3 separate regions of the Homo sapiens genome follow, and all the other regions are linked to region 1. The links are chromatin loops, found by intact Hi-C in ENCODE. Cell type or tissue: heart right ventricle. All regions are shown on one strand.

What was found. A loop is a pair of places that touch in the nucleus more often than their neighbours do. Peaks named below come from ENCODE experiments on the same cell type or tissue, not always from the same donor. Only the 100,000 strongest peaks of a DNase experiment are listed, where the experiment ranks them.
Region 2: it touches region 1 in a loop (4-fold over the local background); 40 of 110 quality-filtered maps call a loop at or near these places.
Region 3: it touches region 1 in a loop (3.0-fold over the local background); 29 of 110 quality-filtered maps call a loop at or near these places.

The regions. Positions count from the first base shown.
Region 1 is chr7:51,138,335-51,146,334 of GRCh38, reverse strand. The region is part of intron 5 of COBL (cordon-bleu WH2 repeat protein); the gene reads left to right. Among named protein-coding and RNA genes, the nearest start is that of COBL, 170 kb to the left of the region's middle. In heart right ventricle, CTCF peaks have their summits at 4,524 and 4,726; no DNase peak of the experiment used is centred here; H3K27ac peaks cover 3,736 bases.
Region 2 is chr7:50,676,262-50,684,261 of GRCh38, reverse strand. The region is part of intron 5 of GRB10 (growth factor receptor bound protein 10); the gene reads left to right. Among named protein-coding and RNA genes, the nearest start is that of GRB10, 100 kb to the left of the region's middle. In heart right ventricle, CTCF peaks have their summits at 4,813 (motif pointing right) and 6,841; no DNase peak of the experiment used is centred here; H3K27ac peaks cover 2,384 bases.
Region 3 is chr7:51,068,452-51,076,451 of GRCh38, reverse strand. All of the region lies in intron 7 of COBL (cordon-bleu WH2 repeat protein), which reads left to right. Among named protein-coding and RNA genes, the nearest start is that of COBL, 240 kb to the left of the region's middle. In heart right ventricle, no CTCF peak of the experiment used is centred here; no DNase peak of the experiment used is centred here; H3K27ac peaks cover 2,255 bases.

The DNA.
Region 1 (8,000 bases):
TAAAAGGAGGTGGCAAGGGAGCCCCAAGGAGGGGCTGATTAATTATTTGTTAATTAATAATAGAGTACCCAAATTTGTGAGTGATTTACTTAAACAGACAAAAGCCATTCAGTTTCACCTGGAAAACATGATTATTCCCTCTCTGATACACTTTTTGAAGAAGACAGAAGGATGGAGTTGCAGCTCTTGCACAGATGCTGCTCAGAGGCTGGCACCTTGCATGTGAAACCCATGCATATGAAATCATGGGGCTTGGGGCCAGTAAAAATATTGATGGCTGATGCTCTAAGGCACTGTTCCTTAAGAGAGAATAAAAATGAGCCACCTCCAGCCTGGGCAGTGTGCTGTGATGGTCAGGAGCAAAGGTGAGAGCGGTGGGGCCCACTCTTGATTCCCAAACACAGATGCCTAGTGGGAGTAAACAAACGGAAAGATGCCTCCACCTCATTAGTAGTGGGGGAAGTGCAGTTCAAAACCATAGTGAGACACCGCTTCACACACACGAAAGACGGCTGTTCAAACAAAAGGAAAACAAATGTTGGCCAGGACGTGGATAAACTGGAACCCTTGTTCATTGCTGGTGAGAATGTAAAATGGTACAGCCACTGTGGAAAGCACTTTGGCTGTTCCTCAGTAAGTTAAACAGAGGAATAACAGGCCAGGTGTGGCGGCTCACTCCTGTTATCCCAGCACTTTGGGAGGCCGAGGTGGGCAGATCACCTGAGGTCAGGAGTTTGACACCAGCCTAGCCAACATGGCGAAACCCCATCTCTACTAAAAGCACAAAAATTAGCTGGGCATGGTGGCGGGTACCTGTAATCCCAGCTACTCAGGAAGCGGAGGCAGGAGAAGCTTGAACCCGGGAGGTAGAGGTTGCAGTGAACTGAGTTCGTGCCACTGCACTCCAGCCTGGGCGACAGGAGTGACACTCCATCTCGGAAAAAAAAGAAAAAAAAAAGAAAAGGAATAACATATGAGCCACAATTCTCCTAGGAATATACCCAAAAGAATTAAAAACAGGCCGGGCATGGTGGCTCACACCTATGATCCCAGCACTTTGGGAGGCTGAGGCGGGCTGATCACTTGAGGTCAAGAGTTCAAGACCAGCCTGGCCAACATGGTGAAACCCTGTCTCTACTGAAAATACAAAAAATTAGTTGGGCGTGATGGTGGGCACCTATAATCCCAGCTACTCAGGAGGCTGAGGCAGGAGAATCGCTTGAACCTGGGAGGCAGAGGTTTCAGTAAGCTGAGATCGCACCACTGCACTCCAGCCTGGGCGACAAGAGCAAGACTCTGTCTAGAAAAAAAGAATTAAAAACAAGTGAATAGTACACAAATGCTTGTAGCAGCTCTGTTCACAGTAGCCAAAAAGTAGAAACAATTCTAATGCCCATGAACAGATGAGTGGATAAGAATGTGGTATATACATCAAACATTCGGCCTTAACAAGGAATGAAATACTGATGCATGCTGCAATGTGAGCAAACCTTCAAAACATTATGCTAAGTGAAAGCCAAACACAAAGATCATATATTGTTTGATTTCATTTATATGAAACATATGGAACAGGTAAATCCATAGAGTCTAAAAGCAAACTGGGGTTTGTCCAGGACTGGGGTGGGGAAAGGGGATTGGGGAGTGTCTGCTTAATGGGTACAAGGTCTCCTTTTGGGATGATGAAAACATTCTGAAACTAGATAGTGGTGATGTCTGGATGATAGTGTCAATGTACTTAACACCACGGATTGTATGCTTTAAAATGGCTAACACGGTTAATTTTATGTTATTACACACATTTTGTTATCATAATTTAAAAAAGGAAAACAGCCAATGCTTGATCTGGCTCCGGGGTTTCGGATATGCTTGGATTGGTGTGCAGCCTGGGTGTGTGCATCATTAAAGCTCCAGGGAGTTCCGTGCAGCTGAGTTTTCGAACCTCTGCCCCAGAGCCAGCCTGTCTGGCTCCACCACTTCCTAGTGTGTGACCTTGGGCAACCAGTAACTCGCTGTACCTGAGTTTCCTTAGCTGTGAAATGAGGACCATGTAATTACCTTCCTATAGAGCTGGTATGAGGGTCAAGTGGGTTCATATATGTAAAATACATGTCTGCACACGAATCTATCACCATTTTCTGAGCCTGGAGTTTAGATTTCCTCCCTAACCGGCTTAGTTGTTCTCTTTGCACCTGGCAGGTGTCAGCTCACATGCCGCCCAGGTGGAGAGACCACACTTCTGCTAGCCTGGGACAGTCCCAGCAATGCTGATGTCACTGCATTCTTTCCCATTAGGCTTACTTTAGATCACTTGAAAAATAGTTCTATTTTGGATAATAAATTATGTGGCCACCCTCTTAACCCTCTTCTATAGCATGCTACATATAGGTAGTGATGAATGGTAAGTCCCTTAGAAGATTAGAGAGGGCAACATTATAAACAGTGCATCAGAGAATTAGTCTGCTCCCCCAGAAGAGAGGCTCTTGAACCACACAGCTACTTTTCCTGCTTCTTAAAAAATAAATCCTACTTTTCTTGAAAAGAAGTTTTGCCAAGGAAGAAATCTGATCAGCTTTTTTCCTCCACTCATGACTCAGTTACCTGGAGTTACAGGGAAGCCTTCCTGATTTGGTACACGTTTTAGAAACAATCATATTTATTGCACAGGAATTGTTCCCTTTTTTGTTTTGTTTCTGTGTCCTGTAGTGGTGCCCTTTCAGTCGGCACCCAGACCTGCCCCATGCACATCTACAGCCGAGTTTCTCATTCCTTTCCTGATCTAGTCCATGGTATTATTAAAATGCTCATTAACAGAATGCCCACTTAACACGAAATACTTGGTTTCGTTTGGAGAAATCCATTTATCTGGAGGAGGGCTACACATAAAGTATCACTCTTGATGAAGTATAGAAAACTGAACTTATAAGTCAGTTATTCAAAATGTGTCACCACATAAATTATGGCAAATTTTACATGTGCATTTGAGAGGGAAAAACCTTCCCTTTTTCATTAGGATTGTATTATTTTTATAAGTTGGAACCTCATTTTTCCCTGAAACTGTATCTAATTGAGTTTGCCTCAGCTGAAATCTCGCATCTGACCGCAAGCAGTCACACAGACACACACACACGCATGCAGATTGAGGCATGCCCTGTGAACATCCTTTCCCTGATGCTCTTCTCTGCTGCTGCCAAGCCCCCACTCCTTGCTTTTTAATTCTGGTCAGTCACTATGCTGCACATTATGACTTAACTTTTCATAACATTCTCTTGCCTTATCCTTCCCCTTTGATGCCCTTCCTCTTACTTTTCCTCCTCCACCTGCCCTGATGAAGTTTGCACCATGCACTGCATCTCTCCCTCCCCCTGGCTTGGCTGGAAATGAGCTTCTGCGGTCTGCTGTGGCCACTGTCACAGGATCCTGCCTGCCTGAGGACACACATCGCATGTCATCCATCTTTGAAGCACCCCGGGGCTCATTTCCTTTTAATTTACAAGCTTTTCAGAAACTTCTGCCTTTCTGAAATTGTCATTGTTAAGCATTCTAAACATTCAAATGCCTGGCAGATGGTCCTGCTTCATAAGACTGAAATACTGTCTGATAGCTCACCTTCAATCATGTCTTCCAGTTATGTTAAGGGAAAATAAAATACCAGCTCGGGCGCTGTAGCTCATGCCTGCAATCCCAGCACTTTGGGAGGCCAAGGCGGGTGGATCACTTGAGTTCAGCAGTTCGAGACCAGCCTTTCCAAGATGGCAAAACCCTGTCTCTAGTAAAAATACAAAAATTAGCCGGGCGTGGTGGCACGCTCCTGTAATCCCAGTTACTCAGGAGGCTGAGGCAGGAGAATCCCTTGAACCAGGGAGGCAGAGGTTGCAGTGAGCCCAGACCACACCATTGCACTCCGGCCTGGGTGACAGATTCTGTCTCAAAAAAAAAAAAAAAAAAAAAAAATCAAATACCAGTTGGATACTCTTTGTTTGCTCATTTTAAGAAAATGTCTTGCCAGGCGAGAAACCATCAGAGAGCTTGTGTGACACGGTATTTTGTTGGCTGAAGTATGCATCCAGACCAAATAGCTTCTGCCACTTTTCTTCTTCTAAATACTTAAAATGCCATCCCCCAGGCATTCCATGGGGTACTTGGCCAAAAAAGAGCGATCATTTCCTACTCGCCTCACCCTCTAGAAATGAGATTCCTAAGTTCCATTGTCCTGCCCATTCATGGTGATCAGTTCACATGAAGCTGGCATGCTTCATGGTTCTTTCTTTGCCGCTTCCTCGGAATCAGTGCAGGATTTCCAGGATGCCAGAAGACAGCTCAGGATTTGGCTCAGGGATTCAGCTTAAGGAGTGTCTGTCAGGAAGGCTGTGCCCTGAGGATAAGGAAATGCAAAGACAAAGACAGAGAACACCCTCTTGGGAAGGAAAGTTGGCCTTGCCCTTACCCAAGACTGTGCCAGCCACCACAGATGAGAAGCAGCATTCTCCCCATTCTCACCTCACCAGGAGCTTTGACAGACCTGAGCTGCTCTGCCCAACAGACCCCAGGGAGTGCCCGTTCGCCTCATCTGGTTTATGTCACATTGTTCTGCCTTGAGTCCTGTCAACACCTGTATCTGAAGAAAAGCCAGTGTGGATAACAGGTTCTGGAATCTTCCCTCCCACTCGATTCTTTAACAAAGCCTTAAAAAAAAAAAAAAAAGTTGTAAAGCCTTTCAAAAGGGGGCAGCATCGTCTAAGGAGAGGAGGCTGCAGGCAGCAACAGGAACATATTTCTAGTTTCATCTTTCTAGTTTATTCTATCACTAGGGAGCTGAGCCATCCTGAGTAGCTCTGTCTGGGCCTCAGTTTTTCTAATTTATTATATCACTAGGGCACAGAGCCATCTTGAGTAGCTCTGTCTGGGCCTCAGTTTTTCTCACCATCAAAACAGCAAACATCATGTCCTTCTAAGAGGATCTGATCCCATTTAGAAGAGCCTCTGCTGAGAGGATTGTTGATTGCCAGCTCAGAGTATACTTATTGTAACCAAAACATATCCCTTAACCTTGAAACAGAAATCAACATCTGAATTCCTCAATAGCCATGTCAAAAGATCTACTCAGGCTTTTAGTAGACTTGATTAAATGAGTCAAGGTATAATTGTATTTGTAGGATGGACACCTTTGAGAAATGGAAACAAAATGACCATTTCTCTTTTTTTTTTTTTAAATCGATTTAAACAGAAAGATTTCAGGTACAGCATCTCCTGTTTGTCCCTGGAAGTGTATTGTGCAGTACAGTAAGGGGTTGAAGTACACCAAGCCCCTTTTTGTTGTATGAACAGATTGATCCATCTTAGGCTGTGTGATGGGTGTGCTCGTGAGGCAGCTCTGTGAGGATATCTTCAAGAATTTTGGCAAAGGGAAATGGACCATGGCAGTCTGTGCTGACTCGAAATAGGGATGTTTACGTTGAACATGCTCAGCTTCTTGTCTGGTACTGATCTCTGATCAATTATAAGTCAATGAGCGAGGGAGACAACGTGTTCTCTGCGGTACCTGTGAGCCCTGAAAGTATTCCAGGAACACCCTGCACTCTCAGTGCCCTATCAGGTTCTATGGGGCACTTGTGCTGTCAGGGCCGTGCCCCTGCTGCCTGGTGCTAGATCTGCATAGCTCCTTGTCCCTGTCAGTGGAGTAGTGTTTTGTCGTCACAATGAAAGTCAAATAAAAGGAAAATAAGCTTTGCTGAGATGAGTACATTTTAAACAGAAGCAATCAAATATGTACATATATATATACGCACACACACACCCATGCATACATAAATGTTTGTGTGTGTGTAAATTTAAAATTAGGACCCATGTCAAAAGCACTTGTGGCAGATGATACTGGTTTTATTTTGAGCTGGCACTCAGATCTGGAAACGGTTAGCTTCCTCTTCTTCCTGTCTTCTCTCCCCAGATGCGCGTATGAGAGTCAAATCACTGATGTTTTACACTGAATGTAAGGAGTTAATTGGCTATCAGTGGTGTGGTGACATGGACACAGAGAGTTTTGCATTGTCTTTGGTGGGCGCCATTGAATTCGACTATCCATTGAATGACAGCAGCTGGCCTGGAGGAAGTTTAAATCCCACCAACCTAAGTCCCATGAAGCCTGAGATAGAAGGTTCTGTTTGCTTAGTTTTCTTTTCTGTTATTCATTGCTTTTTCTTAATGATTTATCTGGTTGCACTTGCAACTCCTGAGAAAATTTGATAAGATCATGACTGCCAACATCTGTGGATTTTGGTGCCAACCTTTGGTGAGAGCTATGACTCACTTCCCTACAAAAAAAGAACTTGATATTAAAAACATGTATATATTGACAAGCTTGGACAGGAAATCAAACCTCTCTTGCAGGCAAGCAGTGGCCTGTCCCTCATGAACTTTGCCACTTTGTAGCAGGAGACAACCAAGGAAACTGGGATAATAGGGGGGGCCAAGCTGTTTTGACTCCAGACTGCATGCATTAAGCTCTTGGTTTTCCCTTTGACTTCGTATTGATATGAGTCAGGACTTTAAAGGACTCAATACTTCACAATGTTTTCCTCCCACATTATTCTGTGGATTGCTTTCTAAATTCTGCGCACAAATTCCAAAAGTAGGGAAAGAAGATAGAAATGAAGCACAAGTATTCGCTGGACAACATAAAGTTTTTGGCTTCCCATGGGTTGAAGGTTGAGAAACACTGTTGAGTAGCAGAACTGAGAAGAGGGTCTGGTGGCTCAGGACCACTGGACCCTGCAATCGACCTCCTTGGGAGCATTGTGGGAGGTGGGAAGAGATATTTGTTAATTGTGTAGAGCAAATTAGGGGAGAAAAATCATCTGTTCTATTGAAATTCAGTTAAGTTCCAGAGTCACAGATGAAGGCCTCATGAGGAGCCCATTGTCTGAAGATAATCAATATCAGAACTTCTAGGAGGACTGGGATGGGGTGCACTTCCGCCTTCTGACTTTCTGCCATTCAAGGTCATCTCAGTGTGGCCCTCATGAGGTCATGGCCACCCAAAATAGGTATCAGAGAAGAAGGAAACCACATATATTAGACACTTCTAATGTGCTTTATCTAAATTACTTCATTTAATGCTTGTAACAACTTTGAAGGAAATGGATTTTTCCCCATTTTAAAGATGGGGATGTACCTACTTTATGGGGTCTATTCCCATTCCTTACCTTAAAAAATAGATAATGCAAAATGTCCAGGATGCTTATGACAGCAAAAAAAATTATGAATTAAAACCTGAAATCAATATGAAATGGAAGGGGGCTGTAAAGTTCTTTTAAGGGAGTATTCTGCACAGACCTTCCTTAAGTGCTCAGGGCACTTACAGGACAGAGGTGGATTCACAGCAGTATTGATTGATCAGTCAGGCAGGCATAGTTGTGGTGAGGACCGAGGACAAGAGGAACTGGGAGTTCCATGTCTAGACAGGGTGGAATGAAGACAAGCAATTAGATATGTGGTTGTGGAATGCACTGCCATGGACATCGTGTTTCTGGGACGTCAGATGGGGCATGTGTGCTTTAGAGATAGCAGGTGGCATGGGTACAGGTGTGTAGTTCTTTGACTACCACAGCTTTAAGCATCCTCCAAAATGTGTGTTCACATGTGTGAGTGCACGTTTGTGAGTGTGTGCACATGTGCGTGAGTGTGTGCATGTGCAGTCACTGTCAGCAGACGTTATGGATGAGGAAACAGAACAGTGTGGAAGGTCCCAGTGTCCATGCTCTGGCCATATGCTAAGTGACTACTGATGAGGAAAGATGGGGTTTGCATTCCCCCTGGATCTGGGGGTGTTTGTACAAACCAGCCATCCAGCAAAACACCTTTCCAGCTCCAGAACTGTGAATAGCAAAATCCCTTCTCTGGTTTGCTTCCTGTGCTTCATTTAGTCTTCTAGATCCTGCAGGGTTAAATAAATCTTGAGTTGCATCTCCCTGAGTCCTCCCTGTTGCCATGGAGGTGGATGTAAG
Region 2 (8,000 bases), 460 kb after region 1:
GATTGAGTTGCAGTTGTCTGGCCGCCAGGCTATCTGCATTTGATTCTGAAGTTTGTCCTAGACTTTAGCCTTTGCTACCAGTTGTCCTGGGGAAATGGGTGAGGGGCTGTTGGCCCAGCTGTGTGTAAAAGGAGATAGACTTTCTACATTTTTATAAGTTTAATTTAATGAGCCTCCACTGGCGGCGGCACTTTGCATGTGTCATTAAAGATAAACAGTTTTTTAAAATCCCACCTGCCATGTTCTGCAGGATTGGTGGGGAAGCATACACATTTATACTGAAAATTCTTATTTTTCTAGGAAGAGGAATCTATGTTTAGTGTAACTTAGGAAATGACTAGCCTTGTCCTGGTCCTTTAACAAGCCAATCTGCTTGGCATCACCTGGAGGGTAACCTGGGAACAATTCAATTTAAAAACTGCGTTTGTTTTTTAATTATTATTTTTAATTGTGGTAAAATATACCTAACACAATTTACCACCCTTACCATTATTTTTTATTTTTTGTTTTTTATTTATTTTTTTTGAGATGGAGTCTCGCTCTGTCACCCAGGCTGGAATGCAGTGGCATGATCTCAGCTCACTGCAATGTCCACCTCCCGGGTTCAAGCGATTCTCCTGCCTCAGGCTCTTGAATAGCTGGGATTACAGGTGCACACCACCACACCTGGCTAATTTTTGTATTTTTAATAGAGACAGGGTTTCGCCATGTTGATCAGGCTGGTCTCGAACTCCTGACCTCAGGTGATCCACCCGCCACGGCCTCCCAAAGTGCTGGGATTACAGGCGTGAGCCACTGCTCCCAGCCCATCCTTACCATTTTTAAATGCACATTTCAATGGCATTAAGAACGTTCACATGGTTGCACAACCTTCACCACCATCCATCCATAGAACTCTATTCATCTGGCAAAAATGAAACTCTGTACCCATCAAATAAATAACACCCCATTTCCTTCCCTAGCCCCTGGCCACCACCATTCCACTATCTCTAGGAATTTGACTACTCCAGGGACCCCATGAGCAGAATCAGATAGTGTTTATCCTTTTGTGACTGGCTTATTATGTCCTCAAGGTTCTTCTGAGTTCTAGTGCGTTTCAGAGGCACCTTCCTTTTTTGTGGCTGAATAATATTCCATTGTGTGTATATGTGCCACATTTTCTTCATCTGTTCATCTGTTGAGGGGCACTTGTGCTGTTTCCGCCTTTGGGTTGTGAATAGTGCTGTTGTGAACAAGGGTGTACGATTATCTGTTGAAGTCCCTACTTTCAATTTTGGGGGGTATATACCTGCTTTTACTTTTTAAAAATAGAACAAAGAAAGAAAAACAAATTTGTATTTCTTCTAAGCTTTGAAGATATTTAATTATTGAATATGAATAAGCCCAAATTTCCCCATTGCAACATTTCAGTGTGAGCGTTGAGATTTAACAGATTTATGTTTCCCTCCCCTTTGAATTGGACCAGAAAATATATGCTGACAGTTACTAATTAATAAAAACCATTTTCTGTCATGAAATCTCATTCCTTAGGCCACCTTTCCTCTCTGATTCAAATATATTTTCCAAAGTGTAAATACTCATTTCTGATTTAAAACTTTTCAAACCACTGCTATAAAGTGACAAGCCAAAAAGTACAGAAACAAAGTAGTATATATATTGGTTTTTAACTTGTCAAATACTTAACTGGAAATACTAAAGGCCTGAAAGATAAAAAGCAAAAATGAGGGTCATCCCTTTGTTCGGGTGATGTTGAGCCGACATGATCATTGATTTTCAAATACGGTTACCAATCCTTTTCACACACTTACCCAAAAACACCAAATAGCAGATATCATGGCTCTGACCCTGCCTGAGGGCACGTTAATGACTTTTCCCACCTAAATCCCAGAGCCTGGGGAAAACGTCAGCAGAGGTGTAGGCCAAAATGAGCAGAGCCTAGCAATCTACCCAAACAGATGCCAAGGCAGGCTGCCACCTGCCAAACTCTCTTCCTCACTGGAGTGACTCACCACACTCTGGACAAAGGGGTCAGGGGCTCCTAAAATTGCTGTGTTTAGCCAACTGCTCCAGGCGTTCTGAGGTGAGCTACGATCCCTTCTCAAGAGTCTCTGGATTCCCTTATGCCCTTCAGGTCCCTTCCCAATATCTTGGTTCCCAAGGTGGCCAGTGCTGGGGGGCAACAGAAACATTGGGTTGAGTGGGTAGCAGGGCTGCCTCCAGCCAAGGAAAGCAAAGCCCCCTACCATCTCCTGCTCTGTTTCTTCTAAGGATCACCTGACACACTCAGGATTCATCAACCCGGGGCTCAGAGACTCCTCTGCTCAGCACTGACACACCCAGAGTCAGAAATTCTATTAGGTTGGCAGCCCTGGCTGGTGAAATTAAACTCCTACCAGGCGCAGAAGCAGGAAGGCTAGGGCAAAATGACTTAAAAGGGGAAGTTACACCTCACATGGAAGGCAAGGGTGCAGCCCCCGTGAAACGTGAAAAATGCAAATGGAAACTTGAAGAAAGCATGTCAAATGTTTACTTTTGCATTTTGAAGGAGCCCCATAAACTCAAATACACTCAGATGCCCAGGCAGTCTTTTCAGTGCTTCATGGCAGGCTCCGTGTGCACACAGAGGAAAGAGGCTCATAAACCAGATTATTCTGGCAACAGAATCATTTCCTGGTTGTTGCGTTGTAAGAATCCTCTCTCCTTCCACAAGGGAGATATGATTTTAGCAGCTCATTTGTAAAATACAGGTTTTTCTCTATCCACTGTTAACAGTCACATTTTCAAGGAAACAAAGAAGAAAGGGTCTGGAGAGCCTTAAGGTCGGGCGGCATCCTGGGAGCCATAAACACCATCGCCCCTCGAGTTGGGACTAAGAGGAGGCCGGAAGACTGGAGCAGCTTGCCTAAAGTCCAAAAGGGCCAGGGATGCAGCTCAGGGCTGTCTGCATATCCGATGGTAGTCTTTGGGGTAGAGCCGGAGGCTTCTCCGTGGAGGGGCTCCCCTTCTTGTCTCCCAGCCTTCTGCACCCTGCCAGGCAGCTCATGAGCTGTGCCTGCTCTGTGCCTCATCTTCGTGGTTGTAGACTGAGATTTGGCTCTCAGTCGCTTCTTAGTTGCTTTGAATCTAAATAGCAGCCATAGATACTTAAACACTCAAAGGGCGGGGTAGTGCTTTATTTAGAAAGAATGTGTATATTTAAATGTAGCTTTAAGGAGAGCAGAGGACAGATTTTATGAAAGCAGAGAATCAGTAGTCTCCATATTTTGTGTTATCTGTAGAATTGTTGAGTAGGGCCCTGGATCTGTAAGTCATATTGGGATCTTCTTGGAGGAGGGTCTGGATGGAGTTTCAAGGTAGCAGAAGACAATGCCCCTGCCCTCAGGGAATTGGATATAGGATTAAATATGCATGCAGCCTTCCTGGATACACTAGCCTGCATTTGTCTTAGGAGAAGAAAAAAAACATTCTAAGAAAAATAATTAAGAAACCACCTGTAAATAGTAATCAGGAACAAGTGAGTGTAGCCTCAGCAGACTGAGAGGATCCTTGTGATTTTAGCTTTGTCTAACTATGTTATGCCCAGGATATATGTTTATTTTTGTCCCATTTTATGTCATCACAAACTTTGAATATGCTTTGGATGGCGATTCTGCCCATGTGGCCTGTGGGTCCTGGGAGTCGGAGTGGAGACTTCTGAGTCTCCATAGGCACCAGCACTGATTGGAGCCCTGCCACTGCCCATTAGCATAGGCCACGACTCTTTTGCAGATGTGTCTGTACATAATGAAAAACCAAAAAACGTATATTCTTACAAATTGTTAAATTCATCAGTTTGTTGATATGTGTTTTCTCAATTACTAGAGACTGAAAATGGTGGTTCCCCTTGTCTTTTGTGAGCTGGGTAGAGAGGAGAGGATGCCATTTTCAACAAAGGTTGGGAGAAGGAAGTTTCTCTTATAAACACTGAAAGCCAAGAGTTATGACTGTGTAGCTCTTTCTAGGTACAAGGATATTTATATGCATTTGCTGGACAGACTAATTCTAGGGATTTTATTTTCTGCCTCAAATCCTGCCTGTGTGTAGGAACCCGTGAAATAAAGCATTGATTCCATTTGTATTTTTATTTGGAGTTGTGGTTAGGTGGTTTGCTTTTGTGTTTGCTGAATATCTTTAAATACCATAAATATGATAGAGAAGAATACTCTAACCATATAATACCTGGTTTTCTTATTCTACTTACTTATGTCCAAACTCTATATATGGGAAATTAAGTGCATGTGACTAGAATACATGAGAATAGAAGATAAATTGTTGTTCAGAAAGCTGTTTCAGTAGAAGGTTAAGTTATATTTGCACAAAGTTTTAATTGGTTAGAAGTTAACAGAAATTGCTTGCCAAGTGAACATGGTCTAGTGGAAAACACTTTTGCAGCCTGACCTTCACTTCTTTTCTAGATAGAAATGTGTAAGGACTTTGGCTTTTGCACATGTGTTAGAGACTTTTCATGTAAAGTGCCATTTATCTGTTTCTTAGGGACTGAATCTGCTTTGACTTAATGATATACCCCCACCCCAGCTGTTTATGACTTAACAGGGTATATCTTCCATATGAAAATGGGGGAAGGGGGTAGTGGAGAAAGCTCTGAAGGCATCGCACACTGATGGAAGCTTGTGTAGGTCTGTGAAGAAGGGATCGTAATGGACACGTCCTAAACACATGGTGCAAATAACATGTCCTTATGTTGCCAAATCATTTAGTAAAGTGAATCCAGTGTCATCTTTAATCCCTAAACAATGTAAAGAAGACACTAGATGGTGCTGTAAACTAAGAAATGTATTGGTGAAGGTGGTGAGATGGTGCTAGAAGTTAAATCCTCTGTCCCCGGAGTTTCTCTGTCCTCTTTGCCTTTTCCTAGTCAGCACACCTAGCCTGCTGCATGGAAGACATTTACTCGTGATGATTTATAAGCCCGATGCAAATGTGTTTCGCTGAGTTTATATCTATTTTAAAACTAAGCCAGCCTCAGTTTGCTAATGACAGTGAAACTAGATGAGATGTGAATTTGAGATCAGACAAGCTACTCAAATATTTGGGGCAAAGTTAATACCCAGTTTTGGACTGGGTTATTTAAAGAAGGAAAATAACTATTAATAACATGATTGACAGCCATGTTGTTTGACCTATATTTGTGCAGAAAATACATTCTTATAAATCCGTCTGAAGTGAAATTTTATATATAAAATTATTTTTTTCTTCACCTTTCACTATTCCTCCCAGTGGGGCAGCCCCATGGAAAATATTTTGGCGTCAAGTTAACATTAAATAGACAATCTGAATATTCACTGCGAGAAGCATTTGTTTACTTGTTTCTCCCACTTCTGTTACGTGGCAGAAGGCCTTTCACAAATGGGTGATTATTGATCCACTTGGATTCATGGGACCAGACAAGAATTTTGCAGTTGACCACACCCACAGAGGTGGCACACAGAGTCCTTACTGAGGTAGACCAGCTGACAGAATAAACGCCATAGGGATGCTTGTAAGAACTCAGTGTGATTTCAGTCGTATCTTAATGTAGTAATTAAAAAAAAAATGGTGTAGAATATGAAAAATTGTCTTCTTTTGAATCAAACCTTTAAAACCCCTGTTTGGAAGATTTAACTGTCGCTCTTCGTTAGAATTTAGTGAAGCTTACAAGTCAGAGAACCATAATTGATTTTATTATCTAAACAGATAAAATGCTAATGAACCCCACAGGACATTTTACAGTTGTTTCTAAAGTATGGCATTTAAAATTTCTAAAAAGTTTTATTTTTGCTGTAATGGCTCTGGAAAGTATGAAGGTTTGAAACATCCAGATAGAGTGGTTGGATTCAGTTTATGAAGATTATAACCTATTGAGTTACCAGATTGACCTGGCTTTGTTGAAAATATTCATGATTGAATGTATTAAAGTAGAAAATAGTTGTACAAATAATCCACCTCAGAGGAGAGTAAAAGCATTTTGAGGATATGTGTTGTGTTTATATTTTGGCATCTGTTACCTTATATTTACTTTGAATAATGACAGAATTACTTTGCATTTGACCTAATTGCAGAGCTATGACCCAGGAATGATCTGGTTGACTGACAGAAGGCTTAGCAGGAAAAGGACAGGAGACCCCGGGGGCTGCTTGCCTGGGGAGCACAGCCAAGGGGCTGTTAGGAATGCATAGAGAGAAATAACTGCACATGAAAATTCCCCAGAGGGAATGAAAACATGTTATTTTCCTAGAAGAGAACAGTCTCAGAGTAGGAACTGTACCACTGTTTTTATTTCCAAAGCAGGATTAAAAGCCTGGCATTGAATTGGCAGAGTGGCCCCACAGCACACGTGTATGTGTGTGCAAGTGTGTGCATGTGTGTGGACATGTTCGCACGTGTGCACGTGTGTGGCATTGAGACCAACCTGCATCACCCAAGACTGACTATACTTAACAGTGAACTTTGTGTTTTGGCCAGTATTGACTTTTAGATGGCCCACTGAGATAGAAATATTGAGCTGTTAATACGGTAAGTTAAGAGTGGCGCTCGTGCTAATTGTTTTGCAGAGCTTCAATTAAGCAGCTATTCCCTGTCAGCTAAATAGGAGTGTAGGAGATGAGTGGGTGCGTGATGCATACGTTCTAGAACTTTCCTGAAGCCCCAGATTCGTGGTCTCCACTATAACTTTTCCTCAAGATGGATGCAGCAGTCTCAATAAATACAGAACTGAGGTCTTGTCTTTGGCAGGCAGAGTTCTCTGGACTGCAATTTTCGCTCCAGCAGTTGGCAGTGAGGCTCTCCTCTCCCTGAGGCCACAAGCCTTCTGGGCCTCGGGTAGCTCAGGCAGGTACATGCCTGCCCCTCCAGGGGTCCTGATTTTTTGCCAACCAACTCTTCCCCACCCCACCTCACCCCAGCTATGAGCAAGAGTTCGCCTGCTGACTCTGAGTGTTCTTCCTTGTGATTAATTATTGATTATGCAGTAATTATTAATTATTGATTCAGCACTTTGTCCTTTTAATATCTGGCCAGGATTAATATTTGACCACTCACAACCTGAACCATGGCAACATCTCTCTTCTTCCCTCCTTCCACACAGATCCTGGGCACACAGGGCCCTGCTTGCTGCGTCTCAGCTGCTGATTTCACCCAGTCCGCATCTTCGGATCCATCTGACCCCTGTTTTTCTAAGGCAACCTTCCTCTTCCAGCCTGATGCTCCCCAGCCCCTGCCCTCTCCCCTGGCCCTGGTTTGAATGTGGCCTCTGTTCTTCCAGCAAGGGCTGTGCTGGCCAGGCCTCAGTGATCTCATCGCTGCCATTTCAGCAGCCTCCCTTCTGTCCTCACCCCTCCCTTCTATCTGTCTGTCTTCACCAGGATCTTGAGCGTGATCTGGCTAAACCCTGCTCCTACTGTCCCACCCACTCCAGAAGCCCAAGCACTACCCCCGGGGGTGACCCTGCCCACTCCATACCCCCTCTGCACTACCGTGGTTGCCCAGGACTTCCCTCCCTCATTGTTGTTGTTTTGTTTCCTTATGTCTTGTCTTGTTATGCCCTTTAGCCTTGAGAGATGAGGGGAGCCCTTTAAAACAAAGGCCTTCCTAACCAGAGGGCAGAGTGCCCCTCTGAAGCTTCTGTGAGGAGCACACACCTGGTAGGAGAGAATGAGGGATGCAAAGCTTATTTTCAATACCGCTTATGTGACCTTGGGCAGGTGATTTAATTCTTCCAGGCCTATTTCCTCAGCTGTTAAGCCAGGTTAATAACGATCACTTTTTGTTATTTTGTAAGAAATAGATGAAATAGGGCTAATAAATAACATCTTCCTGTTTACTGTGTGCCAAGCTGTGTTATAAAGCAGATAATAACTAACCTAGTCCTTACAACCCCCCCCCCCCCCCGGTGGGGTGGACACTATTGCTAAGCTCATGTTAGAGTTGAGGACTCTTAAGAAATAGGAAGCCCACGTCCTGGG
Region 3 (8,000 bases), 70 kb after region 1:
GTGGCTACAATCCTATCTCTACACTTGGGGACCAGATGCTCACTAAGGGCTGCTGGCTCGGTGAACAGCCATGTGCTGCTTGAGCAGAGGGCGTGGAACTGGAGAAGGTAGGACGGGAATTTGGCTGATGGCCCTTAGGTTGGGACCAGTCCTCATTAGAGTCCCCTAATGCCTTATTCTCAAATTTGAGCCCAAACTAAGTACTTTTCCTATTTCAAAACGAAGCAGTTAGTTCTAAAGCTTGTGACACAAACACAGTTCTGTGAGTCCTGTTTGTTGTGGGAAACACCCATGAAACACTACAGGTGTGGAGCTCAGAGCAAGCCCTGGGAAGCATTCTTGCCCTTGGCTGGTGTTTATTTGCCACTTTCCTTCCCTGGCAGGAGAGCCAGCCACACAGCTGTTCCTGCTGCCACGGGGCAGGCATGGCATCCAGGAAAACAGGAAGTGGGTCGTGAGCAAATGGGCCTTTTCATAAAATGGAAGGAAATCGTCAACTGTGGGAGCAGAATCTGTCCCTACTCAAAAGTACATTAGAAAAAAACGGAACTGAACTTTTAACCTGTTACTATTGTACCTTGAAAACCATTAAGTCAACCCAACATAGACTGAAGATTGGATGTAGCTTAGAAGTGAAGTAGTGAGAATCAAAATAGATCTATATATAGCTTTTCAAAAAAACCTTATGAGCCTATTTCTTTTTGCTAATTACTTCTTAGTCTTTTATTTACAAGGTACAATGTCCCTAACTTGAGAGAATTAAAGAACTTAGTGACAACTCAGTGGAACAGAACAGCACTTTGCCAGCTCATAAAAGCAGATCGTTAAAATTTCAGGAATTTTGCAAACCAATGGCTGAACAGATCCACTATTAAAAAGTAAATTATATAGACATACAATTAAATAAATAATATTAAAAACAGAGGTAACAAATACTAAAAACTCATCACTTCCTAATTATTTTAGTACATTTCATTACTATTTCAGTGTTCTTGAGGTTGTTTACATGTATCGGATCTGTAGGATTTAATGCTTTAGAATAGTAAAAATATATCATAGTGTGCTACTACACATCTCTTCACAGCACCGCATTCAGTGACTGATGTCAATAGCAGGAAATCAACCATCAAGAAACTATTTATAGCATAGGAATTAGCAAATGTTACAAATCAGATATTGATTGGTCTTGTTAATTGTCTAGATATAAGACAGTGATTGGGAAATGTAATAATACAGATTAAATAGAAAAGTATGTCATATCTGTAGCCAATACATTGTGAATAGCAGAAAAAATTGAGTTGTACATCCATTTTCCAAAAACCATGATCAATTCAGCCAAGTCATTCATGGGATTGACAAATGAGTAAAATTCCAACATATATCTTTCTGGTTTTATTCTCATCTTACTGTCTGATGCCATCATGTTGAAGTTATACTTCTTTGTTAACGGTAATAATTGACTGGCTACAGGTTAAAGAATCTGGGAAAAATTAATGAAAGCATTCTATGAGAATCAACTGGTAATACAGAATTTACAAAAAATAGTATTATGCATTTTATTATTACTTATAAATTTTGTGCTACTTATCCTTTATATAAGTAAAACTGATTATAACTATTTATACCTTTTTCCTCCAAAGAGCTGGTTACTAACCATTTACCAAAATACCACTGCAAAGTAGTAACAAATATGAATAGAAATGGTGAAAAGAAGTAATATTATTTAGTTAAGAAACCTGAGAACAGATTTCTTTGATTTTCATGAGTGCTCAAGCCCTAAGCTGATGCAAATAATCACAACTGTATTTTGTTTCCTTGAGCTTTAACTAGTAGCATGTACTCAGGTTACGTATAAAAACCATGTTGAAGAACTTCTCTTTGGGTTTATATAAATTTGAGTCCTTCCCAGAAATAAGGCATAAACATCTTGATTTTTCAACAATGGTTTGAAGTTGTTATTAAATATCATTACCTTCACGCCTGTAATCCCAGCACTTTGGGAGGCTGAGGCGGGTGGATCACGAGGTCAGGAGATCGAGACCATCCTGGCCAATATAGTGAAACCCCATCTCTACTAAAAATACAAAAATTAGCCAGGCATGGCGGTGCATGCCTATAATCCCAGCTACTCTGGAGGCAAAGGCAGGAGAATCCCTTGAATCAGGGAGTTGGAGGTTGCAGTGAGCCGAGATCGCGCCACAGCACTCTAGCCTGGCAACAGAGCGAGACTCTGTCTCAAAAAAAAAAAAAAAAAAAAAAATCATTACCTTGTTTTACTAGTTAAGAAGTAAATAGAGATTATGAATCAGGCATTCTCTTATGACAATAGTCTTCTAAACTGTTTGTCTCAGGAGGTTTTGGGTGCTGATGTGCACTCAGGCATGGCCCTTCTTTATTTTAATCCCTTTCCCCCAAGGCCTTCAGAGATTTAAAGCTACTCTCATGTAATAGCCCTTTGCACCACAGGTCAGTCTCCCACTAGAGAAAACAGCAGCACTCAAGAGGAGTTTGCTCCACAGGTACTTGGAGTTGATATCCATCTCCAACTCAGTAAATCAACCAGTATTCTCTAAGTTTATATGTGGGGCCTGCCCAGTGTCACCATTATCAAGATGGGATACACTGAAATTGAGGGCATCACAAAGCCATATGGTCTGTTTTCCTCTGGAGTTCTACAAGTAACTTAGACTGTTTTTCAAGAGGTAAGAAATAAATGACTTGCCTACCAGCTGCTTCGTGTCTCGGCTTGTAAGGACCTTAGGTTTCATACCAAATCCAAATAATTTTATGTGGCAACCTGAAAGACCAACCATGAGGGAAGTGATGCTTATGATATGGTTCTTACAGGAGGCAGAATCATATCTGTTGGATCAATAGGCCCTTTCCACAGCTGGCATACAAAAAGACTAAATGGAAAGGAAGAAAACAATAACAATATGCTTTGGCTGATAGAACGCTTGCTATGCAGTGTTAAATCTCCAGGGGCTGGAAAATGAATGATAATGGCAGATATTTATTTCACCGCAAGTGTGCGTTCACATTTTGCCATTTATTTTCCCCCCGCAGTTTATTGCTGTGCGTCATTCCCTACTCAGGCCAAGCGCTTCTGATGGACGGGCCTCTTCCTGACCTCGGACCTTTCCCAGTGTCTCTTCTGCCCTGGCTCTGATTTTCCTGTTGTTCTTCCTCCTTTCAGGATAAAAGGGCTCATTGTATACCCAGAATTTACTTCCTTTGGGGTTTACATATAAATGCATTAATAACAGAGATTTGTTTGATTGAGGTTTATATTTTTTTGAAGGAGGTAAATTATATGCAAATTTTAGGTTGATAATATTCACCTGTCTGAAATTCACTGATACTTGGAAATGTTCCTGTGAAGAACTCTGCTTTATTTTAATTCATTATTAATTCATGTTTTTCTTATTGGATATTCAGTTCCAGAATTTATTGCCAATTTTTCTTAAAACTAGATTGTATCCATAAATTGACCAGTATAGTCAATTTGGATAGAACTGAAACTTTCTGTCTACCTGGTAAAACTAAGTGCCTAAAAACATGAACTATAAATGTAGTTACTAGGAACTCACAACTTATATATACTATCCATTCAATGATACATAGGACCCAATGTCTTTGTGTTTTTGAGGTTTTCCTGTTACTGTGTACTTTGCCATTTTACATAGTTCACTAAAAAGAAAGAAGTGGGAGAAGAAGGGTGTTCTATTCATTATTCTATATTATGATTCTCTTCATTATTCTGTTCTCTTCATTATTCTATTCATTTCTTCACCCATTTATTCACTAAACAGTGACATAGTACTTACTTGATGCTAGGTATTACACCAGTTTTGTGGGCTATAAGAGTGAATAACAAGCACGTGACCTCTGGCCTTGGATTTTACTACCTGTGGCTCCCCAGGCACATGAAAAGAAGTAAAGATGGTTCCATTTGATAAGTACTAGTCACAAGGGTTGTACATGTGATAAAGATGCCAGAGGTTGTGACCACCATGTCTGTGCAGAGGTGCTGCTGGCTCCTCTTTGAGTGTGAGATCCCTCTGCAGTCACACAACCTCACCCAGTTACGAAGAGCTAGTCACCTCAACTGCATTGTCCCAAGACAGGCAGAGTAGGTAAAAATAGTCATATGTTAAAATTCAAGGTTTAGATAAAAAGACAACTAGTTCTTGCTTGCTTTGATTAACTTTTATTATGCAGATGCATTTGAACTGGAGAAGCTTGTCATGTTTCTCTCTAAAAGATGTTTTTAAATGTTATTGCTCAAAATGGAAAAAAAAAAAAAGAATCAGTAAGTATTCCTGACATGTAGGATTGTTGCCTGGCTGATCACAATGAAAATGTTAGCTATGACTAATGAAGGAATTATCACAACTTACATTGGTATTAATAATAAACAAATATAAGCCAAAGCTATATATAACCAATTTAGTGCTATGTATTGGTGAAAAAAACAGAAAGTTACAGAAATTACTCACAATGAAACATAGAACAAGTTAGAAAGGGCCTTTTTTTTTTTTGAAATAAAGGACTTTTGTCTGATAAGTAGCAGTCATTTGACCTCAAATCATTAAATGGGGAAAGTCTAAACAAGAAAAGGTAATGTTTACCTGAATGTTGGGGAAAGCATTAGGATTTATGGCCCAGACTTAAAGATTGTAGAAGATTGTATATAATTACAGCAATAAGCATTTGTGTAAGAAGTAGCTATTATGCTGAAGAAAGATGGGCACACAAAATCTCTAGGCAAATCCTTGGAACAGGGGAAAGTGATACTGCTCATAGAATTATTGGTTCGAGAGGCAGCAAATATGATGCAATAAGTATATCAAACTCAATTAAAAATAGAGGACAGAGGTATGTGGTGGGGGAAAACAAATGCAATAGGGCTAAGTCAGCTTACAGGGGGTGAATATAATTTGAACATGGCACCCCCAATTTACTTGATCATAAAGTTAGCCAAAGACATGAGTGGTCGATCTTTGACAATACTCTAGTGATCTCCATGAGAGATGGCCTGATAGATGTTGGATAGAATGAAGGGCCATTTGATGAACAAGTTTTGTAGATTTACATGTGACTTGGCACTGTGCTGACATTAGAGCCTTCTAAGAATCAGATAAATTAATTAGGTGAAACATTTTTTCCCAAAGCACTTGCATTTCAGAAAGTTTCTCATTTCTGACTCAGCTTAGAACCCATCCCTTGTTACAGGTCATTTCTCCTCCTTATAAGCCATGTCTGTTTCTTTTTTCCATCATGTCATACACCCTATCCACAAAAGATGGTAGCTCACGTTTTCTAACTAGAGACGTGCAGGCAAGTTGAGAGCATGAAGAATCCCTTGGGAATACCAATTCTGTAGCAAATGCTAAGGTAAAAGAAAAACTATGCATTATTTTTCAACTATAGTTGGCTTAAATTCTTAGTTTCACCCTGGAGACCATGTTGCCAGTGGACAATTGAGCATGCTGTGATTTATAAAATGCAAGCTAGTTTATATGATAATGTTTGCCATCTCACTTTACCAGTACTGTTGACCTTTTCATATGATTCTAAAATCACTTACTTGTAAATAAATACTCCTAGTTCTGTAGATGAAACAATTTGGAAAAGTCGTTACTGTTTACTCACTGACATTTTATTTTAGCACCCATTATAATCAGTCACACATCGCATCTGTGTTTGTGATGCTTATCAACTGTTAATTTTCACAGTTTTCATGCTAATTTGGATCCATAAAATGATACAGTTTGTTCACAACTTCCATAGCTCATGTAATGTAATTCAAAACGTTTCCACGTGCAGACTAACATTTCCCATAACAAAACAAACTTTTCTACCATAGGGATAAGAGTGCATCTTCCAAAAATTACAAGAGAAAGTGAGGGCCTTTCAAACAAGTATTCAAGATGTCTTGAGTCATCATAACCAATTACAGATTATCCAGACCCAGAAATTAATCCACATACAGAGCACTTGCTTCCTCTGGCTTCTCGGAATTTTGTGTGTGTGTGTGTGTGTGTGTGTGTGTGTGTTTTAACTGTTTCATCCTTCATACCCAAGGAATGTGGAGCAGGAGAAAAACCCAAAATAGCTTTTGCACCTTATTAGTCACCATGGTAAAATGACAACAAGCAAACTTCAAACACTTCAGTGAAGACAGAGGTTCAAGTATTAAATAAAATGAGGCTCAGGAGTTATCTGTATATTTTTGGTTTCTTTGCTTTATTTGTCACCAATAGCAACGCATAATTGGTAACCCTTTTGCCGAATAACTCCCTTTGCTGGAAGTTTTGTGATTTAAATTTACTGTTACTTCTGTGTTGATTTTACCCTTAAAGGCTTTATGTTATAACCCTTCTTTTTCCTTCTTATTAAGAAAATAACAAACTTTTATTACGTGAACGAAGCTGCATAAAATAAGGCTCTGAGTATATTTTTCAGTAAAGGGAAAAAGAAACCCCCCCAAAAGAGATTAGATCTATTGAGATTATTTAGACTGGACACACTGTTTCCTGGTTGATAAATCTGCTACAGGGCTTCAGGGCAGGAAGTGAGGAGAAAAAATAACCAAAACATAAAACCCAAACGCAAATGGAATAGTCAGTATCTATCATACTTTCTTCTTTGGCCCATAAGGGACAAGATTTAAAGAGTGGATGCATCCTTTCCTTGTATGTTTTGTGTGAATAAGAAGTGGTAGGGAGGAATATAAAGACATCCTGAATCACACAAATCATCAACCACAGGATGGAAATGGATGGCAGATTGCCATGTCTAGCCCACACACACATCCTCTCTGCCAGGTAAAGTTGCCAATATTAAAAGTCAGATTTGGCTTGAAATTCTGGTTCTTCCTGGAATGTGTAAAGAGCCTTCCCAAAGGGCTCACATCCTTCAAGTAAGCCTTGAGCATAGCTTGGCAGCAGGTGCTCCCTGAGCACAGGCCGGCACTTGCCATGCACTGCGGAGCCCACCAATCCCACAGCTAACACCCAGGCTAAGAATCCAGTATTTTCAGGCTCATGTTTTTCCAAAAAGAAATTTAAAGGGAAAGTGATTATGTCCTATAGTCAGGAGCCTGAGAGGACCAGAGAGGCAGATGCAGCACAAACTTACAGAGTTGCTGTTCCAACAAGAGAAGTGTAGTTGGTGGTGGAAGTAAGCATATTTGTATCTCTGGCCTGTTTCTGCCTCATCCCTGCGCCCTTCGCTTGGCCCTTCTCTCTCAATCATTTCTCTCTCCTACCTGGTCTCTCATATGGGCAAACCCCGAATCTGCACCCACAGTGGTGTATTGGCAGAGCTGTGCAGGGAATGCCCCAGAAGGCAAATTACCTTTCATGTCTGCTGGCTCCATTCTGCCCCTTTACATTGTCATTGTCATATTAGTGAGGATTGGGTGCGATCAGGCCGAGGGCAACGTTTTGATGAGCTGGAACTGTCACTCACTGCACAAGTGGCCTACATTTGGAGTCTTCAGGCTCCATAGCAGAAACCTTAGATGTGAAGAGTGAGTTACTTAAGTTCAATAAATATAAAATAATAGTAAATGGTTATAAATTGAGACGTTTAGCTTCTAGTAGGAAAACTACAAGTCTCCATTTAATATTGCAAAGTGAAGTGTAGGAAGAACATTGATGGGGATTTCTGGGTTTTATGCTATTTTTTATATTTCACAGCTTTATAGGAGTGTAATTGACACACAAAAAACTGCATATGTACAAAGAAAGTATATAATATAATCAGTTTCGACTCTTGTATACACCATGAAACCATCACTCACCATCGAGTAATAAACATCCATCACCCTCAAGTTTCCTTGCATCCCTTAGTCATCATTTTTAATCTGCGTATGTGTATGTATATGTGTATATGTACATAAGACATGCACACAACTATATATATTACTTTATGACAGTACTGTACATCGAATGGGAAAGTTAGCAAAATATAGGTTTTAATAACAAATCCTA